Regions from separate parts of the Homo sapiens genome. Here region 1 is linked to region 2. A link is an interaction called in ENCODE POLR2A ChIA-PET data of the cell type or tissue named here. Cell type or tissue: HepG2. All regions are shown on one strand. Each heading gives the region's core, and the rest is flanking DNA. Links, peaks and the distances in the headings are about the cores only.

Region 1 (5,363 bases), core at 308-5,307, 88 kb after region 2:
AATCACTTGAGCCTGGGAGGTCAAGGCTGCAGTGAACCGTGATCGTGCTACTGCACTCCAGCCTGAGTGACGGAGGAAGACTGTGTCTCAAAAAAATTTTTAAAAAATATATTTTAAAAACTATTTTTTTTCCAATTAATACTTCCACTTGAACAGTTTGGGGTGGCCTCTGTCACCTGCCTACCAGATGTGAGAGGCTGGTGGCCTGGCGTCTTGGGGTTCCAGCACCTGGGGTTCTGGAGTGAACTGCGTCCGTCATGGTGTCTACTCTGTGGCTTATGCTTGGGTCCAGGGGGCAGGATCTGGTTTAGAGCAATCCAGGTTCCAGTCCAGACCCTGCCACGTTCTGGCCCCGGCACATTTCATGAGGCCCTTAGCTTCCCGTCTGTGAGCAGGTGGGGGCCCACCTCTGACGGTGCTCAGTGGATTCAGTCAGGTAACATCTGTGAAGGCAGTCGGGGCACGACCAGCGGGGAGCGAGTCTGCATTATTCTGAGTTACCTGAAAAGTCGTATCTGGCAAGACCCAACCACCGTTTCTTCTCACTGTCCTTGATGATGTCCCCGTAGAAGCCGTAGCCCAGCAGGGACACGGAGTAGCGAAGGAGTGTGCTGTTGTGGTGGACTGAGGACACATCCATGGCCAGCGAGTCCCCTGTGGGAGAGAACGGCCGTGAGGGAAGGCAGCCCCCCTCCAGCCCCGCCCCATCCACTCCATCCCCTTCAATAGCACTTTGCAAACGTGGGAGTTACTTTTAAAAAGTGTGAAACAAACAGAACGCATTCAGTGCAAGGATTCTCTCTCTTGGGGTGTTGGATGCCATATTTTTTATTCAAATGACTGAACTCCACTCAAATTTCTAAAACAGGCTCGGGGAGCTATCCTGTGGGGACTGAACAAGAGTGTATCCGTGAGGCTCATGAAATATCTTTAACTGAAAGGACGGTGGTTTTAGAATGAAGAAAAAGTACATGGCATTTTAAAATACAAAATCAAGCCGAGTGCAGTGGTTCACGCCTGTAATCCCAGCACGTGGGGAGGCCGAGGCGGGCAGATCACCTGAGGTCAGGAATTTGAGACCAGGCTGGCCAGAATGGTGAAACCTTGTCTCTACTAAACATATAAAAATTAGCCAGGCATGGTGGCGTGTGCCTGAAATCCCAGCTAGTGGCGAGGCTCAGGCAGGAGAATCGCTTGAACCCGGGAGGCGGAGGTTGCAGTGAGCCGAGATCATACCACTGTACTCCAGCCTGGGCCACACACAGAGTGAGACTCTGTTTCAAAAAAAATAAAATAGGCCAGGTGCGGTGGCCCGCGCCTGTAAGTAACCCCAGCACTTTGGGAGGCTGAGGTGGGTGGATCACCTGAGGTCAGGAGTTCGAGACCAGCCTGGTCAACATGGTGAAACCCCGTCTCTACTAAAAATACAAAATGAGCTGGGCGTGGTGGCAGGTGCCTGTAATCCCAGCTACTTGGGAGGCTGAGGCAGGAGAATCGCTTGAACCCGGGAGGCGGAGGTTGCAGTGAGCCAAGATCGCGCCACTGTACTCTAGCCTGGGCAACAAGAGCGAAACTCTGTCTCAAAATAAAATAAAGTAAAATAGAATAAAATAAAATGCAAAATCAGAAGTAGGCCGGGCACAGTGGCTCACGCCTATAATCCCAGCACTTTGGGAGGGCAAGGTGAGAGGATCACTTGAGCCCAGGAGTTTGAGACACAGGGAGAACCTGTCTCTACAAAAAACACAAAAATTAGCCAGGTGTAGTGGTGCACTTCTGCAATCTCAGCTACTTAGAAGACTGAGGTGGGAGGATCGCTTGAGTTCTGGAGGTCGAGGCTACAGTGAGTCAAGATCATGCCACTGCACTCCAGCCTGGGTGACAGAGTGGGACCCTGTCTCAAAGAAAAAAATATCCTGACCAGGTGCTGTGGCTTACGCCTGTAATCCCAACACTTTGGAAGGCCGAGGCGGGTGGATCACCTGAGGTCAGGAGTTCGAGACCAGCCTGACCAATACGGTGAAACCCCATCCCTACTAAAAGTACAAAATGAACTGGACGTGGTGGCGCGAGCCTGTAATCCCAGCTACTCTAGAGGCTGACGCAGGAGAATCGCTTGAACTTGGGAGGTGGAAGTTGCGGTGAGCCAAGATAGCGCCACTGCACTCCAGCCTGGGGACAACTGGGAAACTCCATCTCAAAAAAAAAAAAAAATCCTAAGTGGCTATTTTAAAATATACAGTTTCTGTGACTTCAGGTGAGGCACGGTAACCCTGTCTACTGGGGTGAGGAACAGGCGAAGGCACAAAAGATCTGTCCTGCCAGAGCCCACCGTGCTGAGTGCCATGGGCAGCCCCTTCTGCTCTTCCTGACCGGGGCTCTGCATCCTGGACTGAAGCCTCGAGGCCTCACAGAGGCATGCGTTCCACAGCTGGCAGCCCAGGCACAGCTGCCCGTGCCCACTGCCACAGGCAGTATGGCGGGACGCGGGTGGTTTCCGAGCCTCGGGGCAGCAGCCTCTGGAGGAGGAACTGAGCAAGAGTCAGGTGAGCTGAGTACGGGCATCGCGCATGTGGTGGATTCCGTGGGAAAGAACTCGGCCCACACTGGGCGTGCCCCCAGGAAGCCCGTCCTGACAACGTGGCCTCGGAGCTGCGTGCTGAGTGGGATCACAGCGCAGCGAGCAGAGCAGGGGACACAGCGTGACCCACGGCCAGGACAGGACGGCAACGGCTGGAACACGCGACGGGGACCAGAGTGGGACAGGCCTGGGGGCGCAGGAGGCCCGGCTGCCACCGTGCGCATGCGCAGAGGAGGGGCTCACCAACAACGATATGCAGCGCCGAGGTTTCTGCGTCGCTGGTGCCCACGGTGGAGTAACACACGCAGTCCGTTGACCCTGTAAAGGGAAAAAGAAGGTCCCAAATAGCATCAGAATAACAGAATTGTAATCGCCTCCCAATTCAGTGAGTGGTACCTCATTCCTTTCCTTCCATGGCCCTAGAGTCAACACTAAGGAATAAATAGAATTTACCTACAAAATGAATATAGAAAATACTAGCGTTGATTCCTCAAGAATATTGAGATTGGGCCGGGCGGTGGCTCACGCCTGTCATCCCAGCACTTTGAGAGGCCGAGGTGGGCGGATGACTTGAGGTCAGGAGTTCGAGACCAGCCTGGCCAACATGGTGAAACTCCGACTCTACTAAAAATACAAAAATTAGCCAGGCGTGGTGGCATGCACCTATAATACCAGCTCCTCAGGAGGCTAAAGCAGGAGAATCGCTTGATCCCGGGAGGCAAAGGCTGCAGTGAGTCGAGATCGCGCCACTATCCAGCCTGGGCAACAGAGTGAGACTTCGTCTCAAAAAAAAAAAAAAAAAGGAGCCAAAAAGTTAAAAAAATATATATATGTGTGTGTGTGTGTGTGTGTGTGTGTGTGTGTGTGTGTGTGTGAACATTTACAATTATAGGCATAACAAAATTTTTTTTTTTTTTTCCGAGACGGAGTCTTGCTCTGTCGCCCAGGCTGGAGTGCGGTGGCGTGATCTTGGCTCACTGCAACCTCTGTCTCCCAGGTTCAGGCAATTCTGCCTCAGCCTCCCGAGGAGCTGGGATTACAGGCACGCGCCACCACGCCCTGGCTTACTTTTGTATTCTTAGTAGAGGCAGGGTTTCACCATGATGGCCAGGCTGGTCTCTAACTGTTGACCTCGTGATCCGCCCGCCTTGGCCTCCCAAAGTGCTGGGATTAGGCGTGAGCCACCACACCTGGCCCTCGTAAACTTCTGAAACAGCTGGATGCGGCAAAGGTCACACACAGCCATTACTTGAGATCTTAATACCAGGACAGCCAGGACAGGCAGCTCAGGTCCCTGCTTCAGCCCGATGTTCCCCGTGAACGGGGCCGGCTGCGGCTTATGCATCTTTTTATCCTGCGCTTCACTGGCTCAGATGAAAGGGAAGCTGCAGCTGCCCCGGCTGATCGCACGGCCTTCCCTCTGAGGACCATGCTCAAAAGAATGATTTGCATCCACAATGACCACCCATACCTGTGGGAGTAGCTGTGCTGGTTCTCAACATTCCCCACACAACTGAATACGGGAGTTCCTCATCCACCCGGCCAGCACTGCCGCCACCCGAGTAACGACCAACCACATGCTCCCGTTCACGCGAGAAGGACGGGGCTCCAGGGGGGTTGCTCCCAGGACATGCGCATCATCTCCTTGAGCCTCTCTGTGCCTAAGTCATTAGCAGGCAATGCTGGCTGAAGTTACAAGCAGCAGATGCAGTTACAGGCTAACACCCGATGAAGGACCGAATGAATGACGATCTCTTCTTCCTATCAATTTGCTAATGCATCTATACTAATACATATGTGGAAGAGACTTGGAAGGTAAAACATGCTACATCAGGTCTCAAAGCAGCCGGAGCCATGCCTTTCAGATGCTCCAGTGACATCTGTCCCGGAGGCAGCCATCCACGGGAGGCAGCTCAACACCCTCCAGATCTCAGGACCCCAACCCCCACCTGCCCCTCCTGCCTCTCCTGCCCCCAGCCAGCAAGACAAGCAGTGACCTCTGCACCTTCTAGCGGCTGGAACCCTGGAGCATGAGTGAGTTCAGGTACCTGCTGCCACCACCGGCCGTGCGCATCCAGGCGGCCTCCCACAGGGTCTGTGGCTGTCAGGTCTCACTCACAACTCTTGTGCCCCCAGGCTGCTCCCCAGGTTGCCATGGTGACCGTTACAGGGCCACCCTTGGGTGTCTCCCTCACCCTTACTCCTCCACTCAAGGCGATGCTGCGGAGCAGAGACTCCACACAGCCCCCCACCAGCTACACCCCGGAGTCTCAGACCCCATGCAGCGCCCTTACCGTCCAAGCCACCAGCGTTCTCACCGGGGCCCACATGCTCTTAGGACCAAACGCAGAGAGCGATATCGGAGCAGAGTCAGACGTCACCCCCTGCCGAACCACCGCCTCCAAGACCTCCTGCTGCATGGCAGAGTGGAACTCGGCATCTCCCTCGGGCCCTGCCCTGCCCCTCCACCCCCACCCCCAGCCACACTGGCTTCCTTGTCCCGAACACCCCCAGCTCCTCCCACCTGCTGCCCTCTGCACCAGCTGACTCCCGGCCTAGGCCCCTCACCTGTCACCTCTCAGAAAGGCCTCCTGGACACCCATGGAAAGGGGCCACAAAGAGACCCTCTCCCCAGACCCTCCCCCAGTGGCATTTGCTACAATGCGCACCCACCCTGGGAAAGGCTTTTATGCCCACATTTGGTGGGGTGCCTGCTGTCCTCTCCTGGGGCAGAGGCCACAGCCAAGGCCTAGAGGAGGGCAGGGCACACAGCGGTACCCCC
Region 2 (5,363 bases), core at 276-5,275:
GTTGCTAGGAGTGATGGAGAGAGTTGGAAAAAGAATGTTTCCACTAGAAACGCATCCCTCCGTGTGTTTCCTGTGGCTTAGTGTATTTGCTTCTACAACACAGTAGTTTTTGCTTGCCTACCTGTGCCTACACTTAGGTTTTCTTGCCAGCTTTGTTTTCTTTAAATAAACATCTTTGCAGGCCGGGAGTGGTGGCTCATGCCTGTAATCCCAGCACTTTGGGTGGCAGAGGCTGGGGGATCAAGTGAGGTCAGCAGTTCGAGACCAGCCTGGCCAACATGGTGAAACCCCATCTCTACTAAAAATACAAAGAATTAGCCGGGCATGGTGGCAGGTGCCTGTAATCCCAGCTACTCGGAAGGCTGAGGCAGGGGAATCATTTGAACCCGGGAGACAGAGGTTGCAGTGAGCCAGGATCACGCCATTGCAGTCCAGCCTGGGTAACAGGAGCGAAACTCCATCTCAAAAAAAAAAAATATTAAATAAAAAATAAACATCTATGCGGTCACTCTGCCAGGGTCCCCATTCAGGCTTCTAGGCAGAGGGGCCTATGAGCTGCCATATGGTGTGATGGATGGATTAATAGAGGCATATGCTGGGGAGGGTGGGGTGACGGGTGCTAAGCTGCTTCTGGGGCTGTCGTGGGGTTTAAGCAAGCTCAGGCCATGGAGTCCAGTGGAGTCAGTTCGTGTTCCTGTTGTGCCACTTCTTTCTCACCCTGCCTTCCCGAACCTCAGTTTACCCATTTGTCAGGTGGTTTAGCAGATGCTTCTTCCTTTCAACATTGTGATTGGGGTAGGGGAGATGAACACTGGTGGGAGCTTGTCACTCTCGTCCTTTCATCCTGCTTTGTACACTCCGAGAAAGGCTTATTGGGCAGAGGCTGCCCTTCTGAGGTGTGGATGGAACTGTTGGTGACATTATTTTTATTAATTTATTTTTAGAGACAGGGTCTCGGCTGGGTGTGGTGGCTCATGCCTGTAATCCTAGCAGTTTGGGAGGCCGAGGTGGGTGGATCACGAGGTCAGGAGATCGAGACCATCCTGGCTAACATGGTGAAATTCCATCTTTACTAAAAATACAAAAAAAAAAAAATTAGCCGGGCATGGTGGGGGGCACCTATAGTCCCAGCTACACGGGAGGCTGAGGCAGGAGAATGGTGTGAACCCGGGAAGCGGAGCTTGCAGTGAGCCGAGATTACACCACTGCATTCCAGCCTGGGAGACACAGCGAGACTCCATCTCAAAAAAAAAAAAAAAAAAAAAAGAAGAGACAGGGTCTTGATCTGTTGCCCAGGCTGGAGTGCAGTGGTTCGATCATAGCTCACTGCAGCCTTGAACTCCTGGTCTCAAGCGACTCTCCTGCCTCAGTCTTCTGAGAAGCTGGGACTACAGGTGCACACCATCCCGCCTGGCTAACTTATCTTTTATTTTTCGTAGAGGCGGGGTCTTGCCGTGTTGTCTGGGCTGGTCTTGAACTCCTGGGCTCAAGTGATTCTCCTGCATTGGACTCCCAGAGTACTGGGATTTCAGGTGTGAGCCACTGAGGCTGGCCGATGGTACTGTTGTTATTGTTACTGTTACTGTGGTTTCCTGACCATGGATGCTGTGCTGTGGACCTAGATTTGGATGATGTCCTTGGCCTGTTGGAGGAAGGCCTTCTCTCCTTGGTGTCAGGAGTTGGTGGTGTTGAGCAGGCTCAGGTGCGCGGGAGGCCTGGGGGAAGTGAGGGCACAGTGCTTGGTCCTGAGAATAGCCTGTAGCAGGCGCTGCCAGCCCTCATTCACCTGAGGCTTCCTCTCAAGGCCCAAGCTGGTGTAAGCCTGGACTGTGGCCCAGGTTCCCTGGAGATGGGCTCCTGAGCTCACACGCGTGCTCAGGTGCCCCTGCTACCTCTACCTAAAGACCTGGAAACCGAGGGTTAGGACTGGCTTGACCTGGGCAGCCTGGTGCAAGGAACCTTACTCTCAACCCTTTAGGGCTGGATCACGGATGGGAGCAGAGGGTGTGGGCCTGGTTTGTCTACAGCTGGGGCAAGGACAAGCCGTGCTGGCCAGTGGGTGGCCGAAGGCTGCTGCGCCTTCCCTGACGCGGTCTCCTGCTTCCCGGGGCCCCCAGGCTGAAGTGCTGTTTGTGTTCTGTGTGCCATGGTTCTCTCCTGTGGCTGCCCACAGCCCCTGCTCACCCACAGGCCCTTCCTGCCCCACCCGTGGACTTTGGGCTTGGGTCCCTGCTCGGGAGCTCGTAGTGACTAGCAGCGTCTTGGGATGGTCTCAGAACTTTTTACCCTGGCTCCCCACACCCACAAGACAGCGCTGCCTCCCCAGCGCCTGTGGTTATGCAGTGGTGATGTATGGGGCGTGAGAGCAGCGTTTGTGGAACACTTTTTTGGAGAGTAGGGCTGTGTTTTTGCTGTCGTTACCACTGCTGGCTGGGCAGGTTGCTGAGTCCTTCCAGCACTCTCATGTTGTCCTCTAACAGCCCTGAGCAGGGGCCCCTGTCCGAGGTCACACAGCTGTGGCCAGCCTGGGCCTGGCTTCCGGCTGCCGCGACCCACTGCATGCCTGTGCTTGAGATGATCTGGTGGATAGTGGGACACATGTCCACTCCTCGAGGCTCTCCAGCCCCGGTGGTACTTAGGGCGACTGGAGCAGATGTGGGTCAGCCCCATTCGGTGCTGGAGGCACAGAGGGCCAGGATGCAACCCCTAGCCCCGCACAGGCGAGTGTTCCCTGTGTCCCCGAGCTGCTGTCGCTGTGGTATGTGGTGGTTTTGGGTCCTCCAGGCAGGGTGATGTGATTGAAGTAGAGAGTAACTTGGGCTGGGTGGCGGCTACCCGATGGCTGGGAAGGCCGTCTCGGACAGAGGGCATCGCTTGGGCAGCATCCTGGAGGCCAGGAAGGGGCCTCCATGGTGCAGAGGGCAGGGTGCCAGGATGGGGCTAGAGGTCAGGCTGCTGTTCCTGAGTCAGAGATGGGCCCACCCCACCCCGAGGCTTCAGTGCTGCCATACACACCCCCTCCTGCCCTGGAGGCGGGCTGCCCGGCTTGCTGCTTCCTGCTTCCCAGGCTGTCTTTGACCCCTTGGGGCCTCTCAGGAACTCTTTTGCATTTAGACCTCACCTTCTATTTCACGCATCTGTCTCAAGCCTGCTGGGAGGGAGGTGGGTGAGGGGAGGCTGCTGCTGTTCACGGAGCCCTGTGCCCTCATGGCCGTCATGGCCGCGGCTGCAGCAGTGTGAGGAGGGATCTGGAGGCGGCTCACGCGGGTTCCCAGGAGCTGATTGATGGATTTTCAGGAATTCTGTGAGTTGGCCGTTAATAAAAATGAAAATACATTAACTTGCAGTTAGATCAATTATGTTGAAAGCAAAGGCATTGAATACTCGAACCCCATCATTTCTGAATCATATGATAGCATTTTACTATTGCGTGTGCTGCCGAGGTTCCCTGGGCCTGCCGCGCGTGGCAGAAACGCTGTGCAATGATGGCCGCTGGCATGGCGGGAGTGTGTGCACCAAGGGCGGGGCGCTGCTGCCACTCGGGGCCTCACTTCTCCTTGTGTTGGTTGTCTAGACTTACCAAACTGATGAGGAAAGTGTTAACGTGCAGATGAAGCTAAAAATTGTGTGAGGTCTGTAGCCGTTCATTACGAATGGCGTAAAAGCCTTGTGAAAATATTCTGCCATTGGAAAGCAGCTACCTTATTCAGCAAGGACATTTCCCGTGTTGTAGACTCACAGGTGGCGTTCCCCTGCATGTCTCCCTTCCACCTTTGTTGTGGTTTGTAAACGGAAACAAAAACACCAGCCAGCATCCGTGTGGTGCTCATTGGTGGTGGCTGCCAGGGGCCAACCGTGGAGACAGGATTTGAGCACAAATTCATGAAAGCATTCTGTGGGAGTCAGTTGGCTGTCCAGAATTTATACTTTATGGGTAGTGCACATTTCATGATTATTTGCAGATACGTGCCGCAGGTAGTAAACATAGGACATGTGCCTGTGCGTGTAGGTTCCCCTGTGCGTGTAGGTTCCCCCGTGTGAAGGTTCCCCCGTGTGTAGGTTCCCCTGTGCTTTATAGGTTCTCCTGTGCTTGTAGCTTCCCCTGTGCATGTAGGTTCCCCTGTGCGTGTAGGTTCCCCTGTGCATGTAGGTTCCCCTGTGCGTCTGGTTTCCCCCGTGTGTAGGTTCCCCTGTGCATGTAGGTTCCCCCGTGTGTAGGTTCCCTTGTGCATGTAGGTTCCCCCGTGTGTAGGTTCCCCTGTGCGTGTGGGTTCCCCCGTGTGTAGGTTCCCCTGTGCGTGTAGGTTCCCCCGTGTGTAGGTTCCCCTGTGTGTGCGGCTTCCCCTGTGTGTGCAGGTTCCCCTGTGTGTAGGTTCCCCTGTGTGTGTAGGCTCTCCTGTGCTTGTGGGTTCCCCCATGTGTAGGTTCCGCTGTGCGTGTCGGTTTCCCCGTGTGTAGGTTCCCCCGTGTGTAGGTTCCCTTGTGCATGTAGGTTCCCCCGTGTGTAGGTTCCCCTGTGCGTGTGGGTTCCCCCGTGTGTAGGTTCCCCTGTGCGTGTAGGTTCCCCCGTGTGTAGGTTCCCCTGTGTGTGCGGCTTCCCCTGTGTGTGCAGGTTCCCCTGTGTGTAGGTTCCCCTGTGTGTGTAGGCTCTCCTGTGCTTGTGGGTTCCCCCATGTGTAGGTTCCGCTGTGCGTGTCGGTTTCCCCGTGTGTAGGTTCCCCCTTGTGTAGGTTCCCCCGTGTGTGCGGGTTCCCCTGTGTGTGCAGGTTCCCCTGTGTGTGTAGGTTCCCCTGTGTGTAGGTTCCCCTGTGCGTGTAGGTTCCCCTGTGCGTGTAGGTTCCCCCGTGTGTAGGTTCCCCGTGCGTGTAGGTTCCCCCGTGTGTAGGTTCCCCTGTGCGTGTAGGTTCCCCCGTGCGTAGGTTCCCCTGTGCGTAGGTTCCCCTGTGCGTAGGTTCCCCTGTGCGTGTAGGTTCCCCCGTGTGTAGGTTCCCCTGTGCGTGTAGGTTCCCCCTTGTGTAGGTTCCCCTGTGCGTGTAGGTTCCCCCGTGTGTAGGTTCCCCTGTGCGTGTGGGTTCCCCCATGTGTAAGTTCCCCCGTGTGTAGGTTCCCCTGTGCGTGTAGGTTCCCCCGTGTGTAGGTTCCCCTGTGCGTGTAGGTTCCCCCGTGTGTAGGTTCCCCTGTGCGTGTGGGTTCCCCCATGTGTAAGTTCCCCCCTGTGTAGGTTCCCCTGTGCTTGTGGGTTCCCCCGTGTGTAGGTTCTGCTGTGCGTGTTGGTTCCCCCATGTGTAGGTTCCCCTGTGCGTGTCGGTTCCCCCGTGTGTAGGTTCCCCCAAGCGTGTAGGTTCCCCCTTGTGTAGGTTCCC

What was found. Peaks named below come from ENCODE experiments on the same cell type or tissue, not always from the same donor. Only the 100,000 strongest peaks of a DNase experiment are listed, where the experiment ranks them.
Region 1: POLR2A ChIA-PET joins it to region 2 with 7 read pairs; 4 of 35 experiments call an interaction of 5 or more read pairs at or near these places.

What each region holds. Positions count from the first base shown.
Region 1 is chr22:46,698,812-46,704,174 of GRCh38, forward strand. It overlaps CERK (ceramide kinase), which reads right to left. Exons shown (of 13, transcript NM_022766.6): 7 at 2,825-2,899; 8 at 502-654. Among named protein-coding and RNA genes, the nearest start is that of CERK, 37 kb to the right of the region's middle. In HepG2, for the core only: no CTCF peak of the experiment used is centred there; no DNase peak of the experiment used is centred there.
Region 2 is chr22:46,610,753-46,616,115 of GRCh38, forward strand. It overlaps a transcript of GRAMD4 not described here. Among named protein-coding and RNA genes, the nearest start is that of GRAMD4, 7.0 kb to the right of the region's middle. RefSeq lists an enhancer at 2,601-2,740. In HepG2, for the core only: a CTCF peak has its summit at 1,759; a DNase peak (open chromatin) is centred at 2,479; H3K4me3 peaks cover 719 bases.